Regions from separate parts of the Mus musculus genome. Here region 1 is linked to region 2. The links are chromatin loops, found by intact Hi-C in ENCODE. Cell type or tissue: left cerebral cortex. All regions are shown on one strand. Each heading gives the region's core, and the rest is flanking DNA. Links, peaks and the distances in the headings are about the cores only. Region 1 holds the start of Cnksr3 (Cnksr family member 3). Region 2 holds the start of Pcmt1 (protein-L-isoaspartate (D-aspartate) O-methyltransferase 1).

The links. Hi-C counts contacts between places; a loop is a spot of excess contacts. Peaks named below come from ENCODE experiments on the same cell type or tissue, not always from the same donor. Only the 100,000 strongest peaks of a DNase experiment are listed, where the experiment ranks them.
Region 1: it touches region 2 in a loop (6-fold over the local background); 2 of 42 quality-filtered maps call a loop at or near these places.

Annotation. Positions count from the first base shown.
Region 1 is chr10:7,207,552-7,215,883 of GRCm38, forward strand. It overlaps Cnksr3 (Cnksr family member 3), which reads right to left and starts at 4,686. Exons shown (of 13, transcript NM_172546.2): 1 at 4,081-4,686. The coding sequence starts at 4,132. In left cerebral cortex, for the core only: a CTCF peak has its summit at 3,988; DNase peaks (open chromatin) are centred at 3,767, 3,935 and 4,722; H3K4me3 peaks cover 2,573 bases; H3K27ac peaks cover 1,802 bases.
Region 2 is chr10:7,659,009-7,667,340 of GRCm38, forward strand. Pcmt1 (protein-L-isoaspartate (D-aspartate) O-methyltransferase 1) reads right to left here and starts at 4,600. Exons shown (of 8, transcript NM_001347228.2): 1 at 4,067-4,600. The coding sequence starts at 4,295. It overlaps A630066F11Rik (RIKEN cDNA A630066F11 gene), which reads left to right and starts at 4,363. Exons shown (of 1, transcript NR_030698.1): 1 at 4,363-5,615. In left cerebral cortex, for the core only: no CTCF peak of the experiment used is centred there; DNase peaks (open chromatin) are centred at 4,337 and 4,606; H3K4me3 peaks cover 2,559 bases; H3K27ac peaks cover 1,988 bases.

The DNA of each region.
Region 1 (8,332 bases), core at 233-8,232, 450 kb before region 2:
AAGCAGTGTTTTCCTTCTTGACCACATTGCTCAACAGTGAAAGCAGAAGACATAACTGTGGGCAAAAGTGCATCCTAAAGCTAGCATTTAAATCAAGCTTTGGGACAAAGGCCTCGTCTATTTTAAGGTTCTGACCTGAGGATACTCAAGAGAAATGAAAACATAACGCCATTTCTACAGCAGAGCTGGCCTGTAAGTAGGAAAGTGACTCGTGTCCTACTTGAAGTACATCTATGACTGTAGGTTATAGCCCATGTTCAGTACCATGTGATAAGACACTGGCACTGCCTATCTAGACTCCCTTCCTTCCTAGCCACCAGATTCCAACTTTTTTATTGCTACAATGTTCCCAACTGGGTGCTGAAAGTCTGGCACAGTGTGAGAGCACTTGCCTACCATATGTGAGACCCTAGGCTCAATTCCCAGCACCACATATGTACACAAAAGGCAATCACCGTCCTCTCCAGCCTAAGTGGTCATGGGACCATTCTGATAACTAAGAGAGACCAGAATAGATTTCACAGGGAACTTTTTTTTTCTTAATGTGCATTGGTGTTTTGCCTGCAGGTATGTCTGTCTGTCTGTATGTATGTATGTATGTCTGTGTGAGGTATTGGATTCCCTAGAGTTACAGACAGTTGTGAGCTGCCATGTGGGTGCTGGAAACTGACCCCTAGTCCTCTGGAAGAACAGCCAGTGCTCTTAACCACTGAGCCATCGCCCCAACCCCTCACAGGGAACTTTCTAAAGAGTCTGAGCTGTCACTGGGTTTGATACTAAGCCTGTTTTCCCAGCCTGATGCAGGAAGAACCTGGGATAGAACAGTCGTCCATGTTGAAGGACCACAGCACATGCTATACCACATATACATCACATTGAGGCCAGGATGACAAAAACTCCTGGGCTGCCCAACCTCACTCTTATACAAGAGAAAACTAAAACTCACAGTTGCTTAGCCCACTGGCTTTCTGTTGTGGGGCTGCCTCTACATGTTGTAAAATTTGTTTAAAAAAAAAAACAAAAACAAAAAACTTTAGCCAAGTTGTTTGGCTGGACAGGTACAATGAAATAGGATACCTGTCATCTCATGTTTTCTTTCTGAGACCATGTAGAATAACATACTTGTATGCTGATGGCTCCTCCACCAGCACAGGATATTAATAAATTACATCATGAGGACACTGTGGGCCTACTCCTAAGTGTGCCAAAGGTTCTTGGTGTGTTCTGCGCATTGCCCTGGGAAGAAAATCCTGGGAAAATGTATAAAACAGCATCTAAGCACCTTGGTCAAACACTGTTCACCAAGCGGCTGAGCATCTCCATGCCTTGATTTTCTCAAGTGGCGAATGAGATAGCGGTTCCTGCCTCAGAGGTGATAGTACATATTAAAATGAGCCGATGCTTACCTAATACCCAACTCTGTGCCTGAGACTGTTAATATTTACTAGGCACCTATTCATGTCATGGTAAAGCCCTCGATGATGTAGCCAAAAGTTAATAATAAAAGCCAGATGGGTTGTGTTTACCCAGCACCGTGCATGCATTCTGGACATGGCTCTGTAATATTGACATAAGCACGGTCTATAGATGTGGCTGATTATAGCTGGTGCTTTTGACAGTGCTCCTCACTGCCACACTGACAGTCACAGAACGGCAAGGGTGACATGTGTAGGACAAGCTGCTTTTCCTGGGGATGTAGTTTACAAAGTGGGAGCCATGCTGAGAGACTAGCAGAGACAGCTAAAAACAACCCGCGAAGCAGACAACTGTCAACCACTTATTACAAGGTCAGTACCCATGCAGCATGATAGCAAGAAACCTTCACGTAATAAGTCATGAAAGCTGGAAGAACATGGCCTCTTCCATTCAAGAGTTCAGCAAGTACACTTATTTATTTATTTGGAGATCGAAACACAAATAATTTCCACCTTTTAACTTACCTACTTCTTGTATGTATGTATGTATTTAAAGATTCTAATGCAAAGCATCCAGGCCAATCTTGGATGTTGCCATCACAGTATGTAACCTAAAATGAGTGAACATCCGGGGTCCTGAGCTCGACCACCACGACTGCTCGTTCAGGGCAGCACAAGAGTTTTCCTAGATGAAAGTATCCTCAACCAAGCCTTAAAGCCAAAGGTACCCCAAAATGTGTTTTAACATTTCTTCCTTTTAAATCAATGACAATAATAGGATGAGAATTAACATTTTTCTCCCTTCTAAGAGAAATGAAGGAAAAAACAAAGGGGAGAGAGGGCCTCTCTCTCTCTCCTGTGTGCCTGTTAACCATTTTTCTGTTACCTTATCAAGTCTGGCAGAGCCACAGGAAAGCCAGCGTGATCCTCTGACACCTCTTCATGAGACTAGAACAGTACCATAAACAAAGATAGAATATGAGCCATAAGCCTGAGCCATGTTACCACTAAACGTAGAAGCCCTAATTCAGAAAATAAAAAGTAAACAGTTGGAGTTAATTTTAGTAGTATATTTTATTCAAAATACCATCTCATCGATATGTAATAAGTAGGAAAATCGTTAATATTTTCTACTCCTTCTTCACACTGAGTCTCCAGACACCCTGTGCATTGCATACCTAGTACCTGGCAATAACAATCAGCCACATGTCAAGGACTTGAGAGTAAATGTAGCTACTGGCTCAGCAGGCTCTGAGGACCCCTCCATGGTAGTCAAGCAAGCCATCTGCTTCCTCTCAGCAAGCTAGCTGGAGCACCTGGTACCGTCTTCAGTACAAGTTACACTTCAAGTTAAGGGAAGGGGCTTAAAATAACTTAAGTCTACTGCTGCTAACCATGTTTTACTGCTCACTCAGCCAGAGTCACTCAGGCCTATGTAGTCATCCTTTTTCCCATGGCTTTACTTTGAGAGTCCTGGAAAAGTCTGGCCGATAGAAAAAACCTACTTCCTAAGACAGTATTCTGTGTTTTCCTCCAGAAGCCAGGGATAATCAGACATACACCAGACTCTTCACTACCTGGACAGCCCCTTTCCAGTGACCTATATAAGACACTGGCTTGAGAAATGACAGGATGGGGTTTCCATTGTCACAGACGGGTAGGGCAGCTTGAAAGATAATCTGAACACACCAGCATCACTGACTACTCACGTCTACTGAGACGAACAAAAACAAAGGGAGAGAGAGTGCTTAGCCAAGTCTTCACCTGGAAGACCAATGGGGGTTTGGGAGCAGGGGTGGATAACTTGAAACAGATGTTGAAGTGAGGAGGTGGGACCCCTGAGATTCCACTGGTTGATTTCGGTAAACTTTGTACTATTGAAAGAGGTCAAAGAGAGCTGAGTAACTCTAGCAACTATCCCTAGCAATCACGGGAGAGACAAGATAAAGTAACAGGGACCCTTCCACTCCTGCTACACCGTCCAGCACCCACTGAGTTTCCTCTTCCCGAGTACTGTACAGAACCAGACTGTAGTCCAGACACTCGGCTCCCTCTCAGTGCTTAACTGGCCTCAAAACGCTGCGCCCTTGGGGGTCCTGGCGCCTCCAGAGCTGAGTCCCTGCCTCTGCGGGAGTCCTGGCGCTAGGGTCCTCGCAGGCGCGAAAGCCCGTTCGCCCTCTCCAACCCAAACAAACAGGCTGGGCTGGCCGCAGGAGCCTTCGTCTACCTGCCCAACTGCCAGGTCACGCCCGCGAACTGCTCTGGGCCCGCAGCCTTTACTAGATCCAGGGCCAGGGGCAGTCACCCACACAAAGACGCCTTGTGCCTCTGCGCTTGGCTACAGGCAGCAAGTCCACCGTACCCGAACTGGCAGAGAGAGTGCCCTGGCGCCAAATCCCAAGCCCCACATTCCCAGCCAATCTTCCACGGAAAGGCCATCCCATAGCTCCCTGACTTAAATATAGGTGTCCAGTCGGCTGCAGTCAACGCGCACCCCCACCGAAAGAAACCGATCGGAGCAGGCGCACCAGAAAGAGACGCACAAGCCGCTCAGTAGAAGTTTGCTTTGTCGCCGGCAGGAGGGGCAGAGCACTCCAGTGCCCAACTCTTGGCCCGCCCCATCTCCCCGGCTGTAGGGCGCGGGGGTCCTCCACGGCTCGCTCACCTCTAGTCCAGTCCACCACTTGTTTGGGGCTCCACTTGGTCACGGGCTCCATGGTAAGCAGCTTCGCTGTCCGCTGGGCTAGGCAATCGACAGGAGTCCTGCAGCCTGCGCCCGTGGTTGTCCCCTGCGTGTGCCGGGAGTCCGCTCAAGCCTGCATGGCCGCAGTCAGCGGGCCATCGCGCTGCGGTTTCTGCGAGGGAAGCGCGGCCCTGGGTCTCTGCGCACGGGACAGCTATGTCCCGTACGGCTGCTCCCCGCAGCTACCGCTGTCCAGATGCAGTTCCCCCGACGCCGCTCTCTGCTACAGCTGCTTCTCCGCAACCACCGCAGCAGCGGGAGCAGGTTGCAACCTCAAACCCCAGGCCGGGGCTGCCCTGGCGTGGGACTCTTCTGGCCGGGAACTTCTAGGTCGGCTGGCCCTCCGCGGCTCCTGCGAGCGGTGTCCGTCCCCGAGGTCCCCACTCCGCGTGCGCCCCCGCCTCGAGCCTTCCCGCCAGTGGGTCCCACCTCCTGCGCCACCGTCGCGGGCCGCCCGGGCGGAGGAAAAAAGCGGAGCGTGCGCGCTCGGGTTGCAAAGTTTCTGCTCCGCTCGGCGCTGCCGGAATAAGAGAGGGGGCGGGGCGGAGCGGGAGCAACACGTGAGAGGGGCGGGGCCGCGATGACGTAGACTCCGGTTTCTTTCCCTCCTACGTCCCAGCTCCGGACGCCAGGGATCTACTTTTCCTCTTCAAGGGGTGGGCTGGAGCTGCAGCCTGAGTCCTGGAGAGCCGCTTGGCTCCGAAGAGGTCCCAGCTTAGTGGCAGCTGAATCCTGTAAACAGGTTTTTTTGTCTTTGTGTGTTGGTTTGAGATGTGTCTGTTCTCGTTTTTAAAAGCTTCGAGTCGCAATCTCGCCTTAGCTATTCAGCCTTTTAAGTTTCCTAAAGTAGGCCAGTTGTGTGTGTTTTGGACAAATGGATGGCGGTGTGCCACTGCTCCAAGGCCGCTACAGTGTATCAACTCTTCGGTTTAATAACACCAGAATGGCAGCTCTTTGAGTTGTGTTTTGACATAATGTAATAGTCATATTTTCAAAATGACCTAACGCTCGATTCAGATTAGTCATTAACCCTGAGGCGAAAGTTGTCAGCGAGCCAAAAAAGAAAAGAAAAAAAGAGAGAACCTTGCCTAGTTCAGCCTCTGACAGGGAGAGGAAAGCCCTTTCTGTACTACAAGCCTCAATTTGGAAGCAGAGCGCGGGTCTGGGGAAAACCCTATAACCGGTGTTTACCTCCCTCCCACACACATGCAGACACTCTTTTGGCCCTAGTGAAGTCTTCTTTCAATTATAGTTATTGATTTCCATCTTCCCCTGAGCAACTATTAACCCTATCCAAGGAGGAAGCTGCTTGTTATTGGGGTATATTGAGCTGGATCTGATCTTCCCCTTCCAACTACTTATCTTCTGAAGTAAGGGAGTGGCTAGTGTTTATTGATTCAGTAAATACCCGCAGTTGCTTTCCCTGCACCAACCACTGCGTTCATATTTCCTCTGTTAGGATAGCTGCTCTCTATTACACGTGAGAATCACTGCTAGCACCCAGCTATCTGTTGTATAGTGAGTGTTTTGGGTGTACAGCGTACACACTGTCTTAGCCTTCCTGAGCAATTCGTCTATGCAATGGAGAGGTACAACTATCAAAAATAGCGATTTTTTTTTTTTAACCAAGAGTAATTACCCAACCCAGAAACTTGACACCGGCCATGAGAAAATTCCTGGTAGAGTAGCTGCCCTCTTTTTAAGAAATGATCTTTGACATCTGTCTTTCCTTAACCATCTTGACCTCTGCACAGTGGGAACTGTGCCTACAGTTTCGAAAATAGCTATATGATTAGATGACCAAGCAAGTAATTCATCTATAAACAGTGCTGCCTTCCAAAGGGGACACAGTAGTAACGAAGTTGAAAGACGATGAATCTGGCTGCATAACCCCTGGAATCACAAAGAGGAGCAAATGCTATCAAATGCTTTCGCTGTAGAATTTTCCTTGATGTTTGACAATGTTCTCTTGTTCCTTTGCATCTGTTGCATTAAAAGCTGGAGTTCCAGAGTCCAGTTTGCTGAATTTCATCCCACAGATAACACAATCTATACTCGGCGCATAAGCAGAATATGCAAAGAAAGCCAAGTTAAAAATCTCTGACCAATTAACTATCTAAATGAATTAGCAACATGTTTACTCCTCCAGTCCTGCAGGCTAATTGCTATGTAAATAAGGCCTTCTACCTTAATTATAGCTGTTAGCCTGTGAAAGTTCTAGGGTGTGCTGACTGCCAGCCCAGATGTAAACTTTACATAGAAAGTTTGGCACATCAAAGAGGAGGGATTTTTAGATAAGCAGCTATGGAAATTGGTGTATATGCAAAAGCGATCAGTTATACACTTGCCAGTTTTCTTCCTGCTTGTCCCTGGTGGTGTGGTTCCTTGGTACCCACACTCTTCAGCAGGGGCACCCTTCCTCCTTTCTGCCTTGATGCTGCCAGGGCTCCTCCAACATTAGGAAATGGACAAAGCTTTTGACTGAATTTGATATGTTACAGTGTGGATACAAGAACCCAGTCTTCTGTGTTTCCTTGCATCTCCTTTTCTTGGCCAGCCGCCTTGCGTGTTTAGGTCATTTATTCAATCAACAAAATATGTTGTAAATGCTCCTGCCATACTGAATTGAGTATGAAGAAGATTAAAGATCTCACAGCTAGTGACTCTTGGATATCATGGGACTTTGCCAGGAAGGGTTTTCTTCTGTCACCTTTAGTCAGAAGACAAAGACCAAGGGGGTATAGAGGGGACATGGACCAGCGAGTTTGGGAATCAGTTTCACATTAATAATTTGAGTCTCTCAAAATTTATTGGTATTAGTTGAGAAGTAGGACCTAAGCACTTTAGAGACAAAGTTATTACTATAAATACTGAGTAAACACACGAGTAAAAAGACTCGAGCCCCTTCCCGGTTCAAAACTCTTCCCATAGTGAGAGAAATGTGGCAGCATTCAAAGGCCACTCCATTTAAAAGCTGCTTCAAATGCTTCTCCTCTCACCTAAGGCCCCTTCTCTTGATGGTTGTCTCTCTGTCACAGTGTTCCTTTTCCAAATCAGACTATTTAGAATCAGTTCATCTTTCCCAGGTATAAATTGACTCATGTTGTTTCTCTTTCAGCTTGCAAGACAGCAAGTAATCCTGCGAGTTCCACCAGACATATATCCCAGAGGGGGCAAGTGTTCTCTATGATGTCACCTGGCAGCAAAGTGATGAGTCAGGGAAATTACCCCGGCTGCTGACTAGCTTGTCTCTGCTCAGCTCCAATGGGCCTGGATGCTTCACACCACAGTAATGAAATTATCTCCCTAAACACACAAGCGTCCCATCAGATAATCCAGGCGGTAAAGCTCTCAAACATTTTTTTTTCATTGAAATAAATGCAGCCTTATTTATTTGAATTCTTTTGATCATTCAGAAATCTTGCTGGGCAGTGGTGGCACACGCCTTTAATCCTAGCACTTGGGAGGCAGAGGCAGGTGGATTTCTGGGTTTGAGGCCAGCCTGGTCTACAGAGAGAGTTCCAGGACAGCCAGGACTACACAGAGAAACCCTGTCTTGGAAAAAAAAAAAAACAAAAACAAAAACAAAAACAAAAACAAAAACAAAAACCTGGATGTCCAGTCTCCTTGGGACTATTTTCAGGCTGGGTCTAAGTCAATTGCCCAAGCTGACCTTGAACTTGGTGTGTGGCCCATGTAAACCATGAACTGATGATCCTTTGCCTCAGACTCCAAACTAGCAGCTTTTAGCAGCGTAGCCCACCAGGCTTCCTTTTGTTAACTTATTTTCCAGTGCTTAGAAAGGAACCCAGAGCTTTGCACAAGCCCAGCAAGTGTTCATCCTCTGTCTCCACTACTTGAAATCATGTTCAGAAGAGCTGATTAAAAAAAAAAAAAAAAAAAAAAAAAAGAAACACTGACCGCTGTCACTGAATTTCAAGGACCTAGAACAGCAGTTCTCAACCTTCCTACCGCTGCGACCCTCTAACACAGTTCCTCATGTGGTGGTGACCCCCAACCATAAAATTATTTTGTTGCTGCTTCATAACTGTGATTCTGCTACTGGTATGAATCATAATGTAAATATCCTATATTCAGGACATCTGATACAAGACCCCAAAGGGGTCACATCCCACATATTGAGAACCTCTGATCTAGAGGCACATTTTGGAAG
Region 2 (8,332 bases), core at 209-8,208:
TTTGACAACGATCATCCTACCAGGTTCTATTCACTTTACTGTAGAACAGTGGACAGGGTGTTTGTTTCCTTCCTCGAGTGAGTCCTAGTGATTGGCATTAGAAAGTACCCACCCCACACGTGCAATACAGGCCAGTTACTAGCGTGGGCAATTTAAGGAGACCTTGTCCAGAAATTTTTTTTAAAAAATAAAGAGAAAGTATTCAAGTATTCATTGGGTGATTGATAATCCCAAAACATTGTATTTGCAAAGTGAAATCAAGGACACAAAGGAAACACAGATAGGCATAACCCAGACACTAAGGAAACACAGATAGGCATAACCCAGACACTAAGGAAGTGGGTTGAATTTTCCCCCTTTTATGAATAAACAAGTTGGGACGAGAAGGAGAAGAAATTGCTCATCTTATTTTAAATAACCAGAGTAACATTTTAAATGCTAAAAGATGACACTGAAATCCAGGCAGGAATCTCATGCCCCTCATAGAACCAAAGGAAAAGGGAAGGCCCGGAAAACCAAGAAGGCACTGCTGAAGGCATCCACAGCCACGGTGACGACCTTGCAGCAGCCCAACAAACTAGGGCTCTGGTGGTAGGTAGCCCAAACTTCCCTGGCAAGAGTGCCTTCAGGAGAAATAAACTGGCTGTCATCAATCCCCTGAGCACAGAGTCATTCATGAACGGAGTTCTAAAAGACTGGGCCAGAATGTTTCTTAAACGTTATTTTAAAATATATAACTGATAACGCAGAAACAGCGGCAGAATGTGTCCTTGTATTTTCAATTCTGTGTCTATGTAGTCCCAGGGTTTGCAACTGAACATGCACAACTCAAGAATTCATGAGCTATAGTCTCCAGCTCTAGTTGTCTAACAAGCTCTGTAGGTGATCCACAACTGTAAGGCCTGCTTAAGCTTTAGAGAAACTGTTCAAACTTACCAAAGAACAGTCATCACACATAAGCCGACGAATCGTAAGAAATCTATCACACATTCTCAAAGTGTACAAATGATGTATTACTATAAAATCAAGTACAAAAGGGAAAGTAAATAATTTCAACAAATTACAGTATTCAAATTAAGGAAACCATATAGTTCATTTTGAGAAAAAATTTAAAAAATTAAACTCGAACCTCCACTTCCAATTTGGAGGTCCCTTTGCTTCAGTATCATCATGATCATTTCTTTCTTTCTTTCTTTCTTTCTTTCTTTCTTTCTTTCTTTCTTTTTTTTTTGATCATATTTCTAAGACTTCAATTAAAAGCCCTTCATTCTGGAGGCATGTCTAAGACACGAGGTTTAAACTCAAATACCACACAATTAAAAATAAAATTTTAGAAAAATATATAAGAAAGAAAGAAGCAGATATTTTCTTTCTCGATTTTGTTTGTTTGCTTTTCAAGACAGGGTTCTTCTGCACAGCCCTGGCTGCCCTGGGTACTTGCTCTGTAAGCCAAGTTGGCCTCAGACTCAGAGACCTACCTGACTCTGGCTCCCCAGTGCTGGCATGCACCACCACTACCCTGCAGAAGCAGGTATTTTCAAACTGTGTGCCAAGTGCAAATTTCATATGGGTAAATACCATTTTAAAAATAAAATGCTATACAAATAAAAATAAGCTGATTAGTTAGAATTATCTCAAGTTTAAAGTTTCAGAAGTGTCCAAGTATTTTTAAAGAAAGCTAAATAGCTTGAATTCTCTAATTTCCTCTTACTAATGAATTATATACTTAGTATGAAACTAAATATCTACCATGCAATATATATATATATATATATATATATATATATATATACACACACACATATATATGTATAAATATATATACACACACATATATATGTTTATACCATACACTATATATGTATAGTATAAAACTAAATATCTACCATCCATAAATGTTAAATATTTTTTGTATCCTTAGAAGTTTCAGTTAAGTAATACAATACAGTAAAGTGATTATAAAACCACTTGGAAGCCGGGCGTGGTGGCGCATGCCTTTGATCCCAGCACTCAGGAGGTAAAGGCAGGCGGATTTCTGAGTTCGAGGCCAGCCTGGTCTACAAAGTGAGTTCCAGGACAGCCAGGACTACACAGAGAAACCCTGTCTAGAAAAACCAAAAACTAAAAATAAATAAATAAATAAAAATAAGACCACTTGGAAAAGATCTAGTGTTGGGTTACCACAAATTTGGCTACAAAAGAGACTTTAAAAGCTTGACAGATCACAAATGTCTACCACAGCCAAGTGTCTACTGTGATAACCTCTTAGGGGGAAAATTACCTAGTCACAAAATTCATGTTCAGAATGTTTTATGCTGCAATAGGAGGCACTTAGCTCATGTTATCAAATTTTATAGAACATTTCTTAATCCTGGGCTTATGTGTAAGCCACAAGAACATAAACAACACTTTACACTATTGCCTCAGTGTTTAAATATCTATTTGCTTTCAGATATACTTCTACAAAGAGAATGTTGACAAAGTTTGATAACATTTAGCTATCTAAACATACTTCATTGCCTTTCATTAACATCTAATGTCTATTTAACTATGATTCTTAAAATGTGATGATTAATATTAAGTACCAAATGTCCTACTTATTTCTCTCATTCACTTTTTTTTTTGTTTTGTTTTTGTTTTTGTTTTTCTAGACAGGGTTTCTCTTTATAGCCCTGGCTGTCCTGGAACTCACTTTGTAGACCAGGCTGGCCTCAAACTCAGAAATCCGCCTGCCTCTGCCTCCTGAGTGCTGGGATTAAAGGAGTGCGCCACCAAACCCGGCTCTCATTCACTTTTTTGTACCTTACATAGATCTCAGCATTTAATGCAAAGGGGATTGGCATTCCTGGGAGGGGTGGGGGTGGGGGTGGGGGTGGGGATGACTATTGATTCTTTGAGAAAATTCCATTGTTTAGCGTTCCAGCCCTCACGGTGATTATGAATAGAGTTGAGAAGTAAGATAAATACCTCAAAGGCTTAAAAAAAAAAAAGAAAAAGAAAAAGAAGAAGAGAAAAGAAAAGTCGCAAGAAAATTAAAAACATCACCCAGCAGACTATGATTATTTTTGAAAATTGGTGGCAAAAGAAGCTGTGAATTCTGATCAGGGTGAGGTTATGAACTTGCAGCTCTTCTTGGTCTCTGAGCCAGACAACAACACTATTTCAATTTAGAAAGGAAAGTGACACAGCATTCATTCTATCCTGAAACTATCATCAAAGGAAGCAATACAGTGACTACAGAAAATGCTATTCTTTAAAAAAACAAAAAAAAAAAAACAAAAACAAAAAAAAAAACAAAAACAAAACAAAAAACTTTTCAAACGCGCTTTTAAAAGCCAATGAACACTCTTGAAAAAAAAAGTTGGAACATTTTATACACACAATGGTCTGCTGGATTCAAAGACTCCAAACAAAGTCTCTTAGGAGCAGCATGCTCTGACAATCCCTCGCTCCCCCGCCGCCCCCCCCCCCCCAAGGGCCTATACTTTGGACAGCAACCTGAGAAACTGCTCCCAGCAACCGCAATAGTCGGAACCTCCTCTCCCCTCCCCTTGCTATCAGACAGCAGCATCTCCCTCCAAAGGAAAAAACAGAGGGCGGGGGAGGCAGAAAACAGAAAGCTTGCAGGGAATCAACCGAGAACAGTGAGAGAACCCGTAGGCCGAAGGTGGTGTCCCCTCGGTGCTAGTCCAGTCACCAGAAACAAGCCTGCACTTCCCCACCCTGAAGTCACGCCCCTCGCTAGTGGGACCGCAGACTCCAGCAACAGCCCCGCCACCTGTGCCGCACCCAGTCCCCCGCAGCCTGCGAGGAGGCAACTGCCCGTGTCCCACCCGCAGCAGCTCCCTCTTGGCTACTACCCTCTTCCCATCCACATCGCCGAGTGACAGGTCCCGGGAGAGGAGACTGCAAAAACGCACGGCGTTCCGAACTCCCGGTGCAACCGCGCTGCGACGCCCTCCAGCAGGCGCAGGGGTGCAGACCGAACGTTCCGGATTGTCAGGGGGGGACAGCGTCCAGGCCCGGCCCTGCTCCCTGGCCCACGCCGGGCGGGGGTGGCACTTACTGCGGAGGTTGTGGATTAGCTCCGAGTGGCTGGCGCCGCCGGATTTCCAGGCCATCGCGAAGCACACCCGGAGCAGGTACAGAACCACCTTCAGCGCGGCGACGGTCCCTAGCAGTTTCCCCAAGAGTGAGACCACCTCCCACACGGTCACCGCCCCGCTGGTGTCCCCGCTCGAGCGGCCGCTGTTACTGCCGTCGCTGCCACTGCCGCCAATGCGCGCTCCCGGCATCCCCCGCGGCACGCATGCGCTCTGTGACGCCGCGCAGTCCGGGGTGCGGCCAGGCGGGGCCCGCGGCGGGGGAGTCCTGGAGCCCAGTAGCGAGCGGGGGCGATAACCAGTGCTCGGTGGCCGCAGCGAGGTCGCACAAACGAACGCTGCTCAGTTCCCCTTCCTGAGGCCTGCACCTGCCTCCGTCCTGCGGCCGGCGAGCTGGTGTTCTGCGTGATGAGGCTCCTTCCTAGCCGCGGCTCTGGCTGATGCGGGATGGCGGGTCCGACGTGTGCCGCCTTCTTGGGCTCCGCAATCGCCACTCCGTCAGCTGTTGCGAGCGGCCGGTCTGCTCCTATGGCTGTCTAGATTGCTAGATGGTGTGCTGACTCCGTCTTGCCTCGTCCAACCCGGTGCACTAACCTAAGGCTTCTGGATGGGGCCAAAATAATCATTTTAACAGAGCCCAAGGGCAAAGGGCCTCTCAGGTACGAAGTCCACTAGCCTATGTCTCAGCACGGTCCTGATGAAGCAGAGGCTCTGGTTTGTTTTCAGCTCTGAAGGCATAAATTCAAGGTGGAAGAATACCGTGACATGGAATTGGGGGTAGGGATGCTTCCCTGGTTAAGAGCAAAAGTAGCCGAGAGCTATAATTGGTTACAAAATAAGCTCAGTACCCTGTGGTGGAAGTGTTATTCTTCCTACCCAAGTATGAGTTTCAGCTTAAGCTCACAAATTCCATCCTTAGACTGGACACCAATTTTACTGCTTTCATCTCTGCAACATTCTAAGAATTGACAGGAAACACTGTCTGCCGCATCCAACGTGTGCTAACTTGAACTGAGACACAGCCATGACTCCAGTAAACTTTCAGGAAGGAAACGAAGATAAGACACCTATGCTGTGCTGTGATGTCAGGAGCAATTTCCAAATTACAGTTCTTACCAAACTTCATCAGTTGCAACACTCAACCTGCATCCAACCTGAAATGTCTATCACCTATTTTCATGACTCCTGTAACTAACTATAAATGTCAGTGTTGTTCAACATTAAGAGTAAAGCGATGAGTTTTAGACCGTCCGTTTTTTTCCTACCCAGTACCACCTGCTCTTCTAGTCTGAGTGTAAAAGTTCATTAGAATCTCCTTGTGCTTAGGTACTTTCATCTGACTGCTTTTCTGTATGGGTCATGATGTTTACATCTGATGAGTTTAATCCAAATACCTTTTCCTGCTCCTCAGTCCATAAATATCACTCAACCTCAGCTTAGGTGAAGTGGTCCAGAGATGACCTTGTTTTCTCCATTTTCAAATGATTGGTCACCTCATAAATTCTATCTTGCAAAACCTATCATTTCGGTGACTGGCATTTTGTATGGGGAAAAGAAATAGCCAGGTTGGGTAACAGTCTTGCTGCTGGAAAACGAAACAAAACAAAAATCCTCAAGCTCAAAAAAAAAAGGGGGGGGCAGGCATGGTGGCACACGTAGGAGGCAGAGGCAGGCAGATTTCTGAGTTCGAGGCCAGCCTGGTCTACAGAGTGAGTTCCAGGACAGCCAGGACTACACAGAGAAACACTGTCTCGAAACACACACACACACACACAAAAAAAACAAACCCTCAAGCTCTTTATAATCTAATAACTCTCACATCATGACTCCTTTTAAAGAAACAGCCAACACAGTTTGGAACTCCTATAATATAAAGGAGAATAGCAATACTGATAAGTCTTTCCTCTTGTATTGTAGAACTTACATCCTAGTCATGGAAATCTGATTAGAACACCACTGGGCTGGGGTGTGGCAGAGGTCTTGCCTAACTAGTGGAAGATCTTAGGTTCCCTCTTGCACACCATTAACAACAAACAGCAGAAAAAAAAAGAAAAAATAAATAACTGTGAGTGCCATTAATGACCTAGATAGTAGTGCTACTGGGTTTAGCTAGAACAACGCAGACTGCAGCCATCAGGAAAAGGTACACATGGGTACTGAGCCTTGAAGGGTGGACAAGATTATGCAAAATAGGAGTGGAGGAATATCATAGGAGTTACCAAGAGCACAGACATACCGTAGGAATGGGAAGTTGCCGAGTGACACAGTTCTCAGCAAACTCATTGTTAATTATGTGTCTAAATGAACTCACCAGGTTGACAAAGCAAGAAAAAAAGCCGAACGGCCTGGAGAGATGGGTCAGCAGTAGAGAGCATTGATTGCTCTTCCAGAGGATACTGGGTTCAATTCCCAGCACCCACGTGGTGGCTGACAATCCTTTGTAACCCTAGTTCCAGGGGGAATCCTAGACCCTCTTTTTACCTTCTTGAGCACCAGGCTAGCGTGTGGTGCACACATGTATGTGCAGGCAAACATTCATACACATAAATCTTTGTGAAGATAAAACTAGAGTTCCAAATTCTAATTCCAGACTCCTCCTACTGTTGTGAGTCAACTTTGAATCAGAAGAGGAAGATATTAATTTGGTACCTTAATGAAAATACTTCCAGGGTAATTTAAGGGTCCTTTTTCTTGTTACTAGAGGTATGACTCAGGACCTATAATTTTAATGCGGAACTACACACCCAGTCCTAGCTGAGGAGGCTGAAAGTTTTTATACGTTTATTTTATGCATATGGGTGTTTTGTTTTGTTTTTGAGACAGAGTCTTACTATGTAGCTCTGGCTGGCCTGGAACTTACAGAGATCTGCCTGTGTCTCCAGAGTGATGAGATTAAAGGCATGTGTCACCGTTCCCGGTAATGTCTTTGCCTGCATGTATGTATGTGCACCTTATGTGTACCAATGGATGGTTGTGAGCCACTGGTGATGTAGATGCTGGGAACTGAACCAATCCAGGCCCTGTGGAAGAAACAAGTGCTGTTAGTGGTTAAGCAATCCTTCCAGCCCTAAGGGTTTTTAAAGTGTTTTTTTTTTGTTTTTGTTTTTTTTTTTTTTTTTTTTTTTTTATGTTCAGTGAAGTACAACGAAGGGCATAGACTGGCACAAGATATATCCCCCTGCATTCTTTTTTAATTTTTACTCTTAGATTTTTCTCTGTCAGGGCGAGAGAGATGGCTCGCAGTTAAAACGTATTTGCTGTTCTTGCAGAGAGCTAGAGTTGGCTTCTCGGCACTCACAAGGGTATGGCCCCACCTGCCTCTAACTCCACTCTAGGACATTCAGGTCTTCAGGCACCAGGCCTCACATGCACATATACACATGCAAATACATACATACATATGAATAATTAAAATACTAAGAAGAAAGCTGTGTTTAAAGGCTGGAGACATGTTGCTCCGCCAGGGGACCTGAGGTCATTTCCCAGCACACACAAGGCAGGTCATAACTTTGTGTAACTCAAGTTATAGGGACTTCAGTCCCCTCTGTTGGCCTTACCACTAGGCATAAACACACGCAGCACACACACATACATATGTGCAAACAAAACATTCATACACATAAAATAAGATTTTAGAATCTCTTCTAAAAAATTAAAAATAATTTTTAAAAAAATTAGTTATCAAAGAATATTAAAGGTAATTGTTTCCTGAGTTCTAAATCTGTAATGATTTTATTGTTTTGGTGGTTGATAATTGCATAAAATATATTTGATGATAAAATAAATATATACTAGATAGTAAAAGTATAAAATCCAATATGGAGCTACACAGCTTCGGAATGACTATGCTAAAAGTACAAAAGTACATTGGGCTGTTTAGTCTTTGGGGTCAGATTAATTTTGGTTTTTGTTGTTGTTTGCAACATTTTATAATAAAGTTCATTTAAAAGAACAAAAACCCTAATTTTGTAAAGAAAATTCTTCTAGAATTACATACACAGCTATTGCACAAATATATTTTCAGTGTTCCTAGACTGACTTGGCATTAGAAGTGTATCTTTTTTGTTTTGTTCTTGTTTTTTCGAGACAGGGTTTCTCTGTGTAGCCCTGGCTGTCCTGGAACTCACTCTGTAGACCAGGTTGGCTTCGAACTCAGAAATCCGCCTGCCTCTGCCTCCCGAGTTCTGGGATTAAAGGCGTGCGCTACCACGCCGGGCAGAAGTGTATCT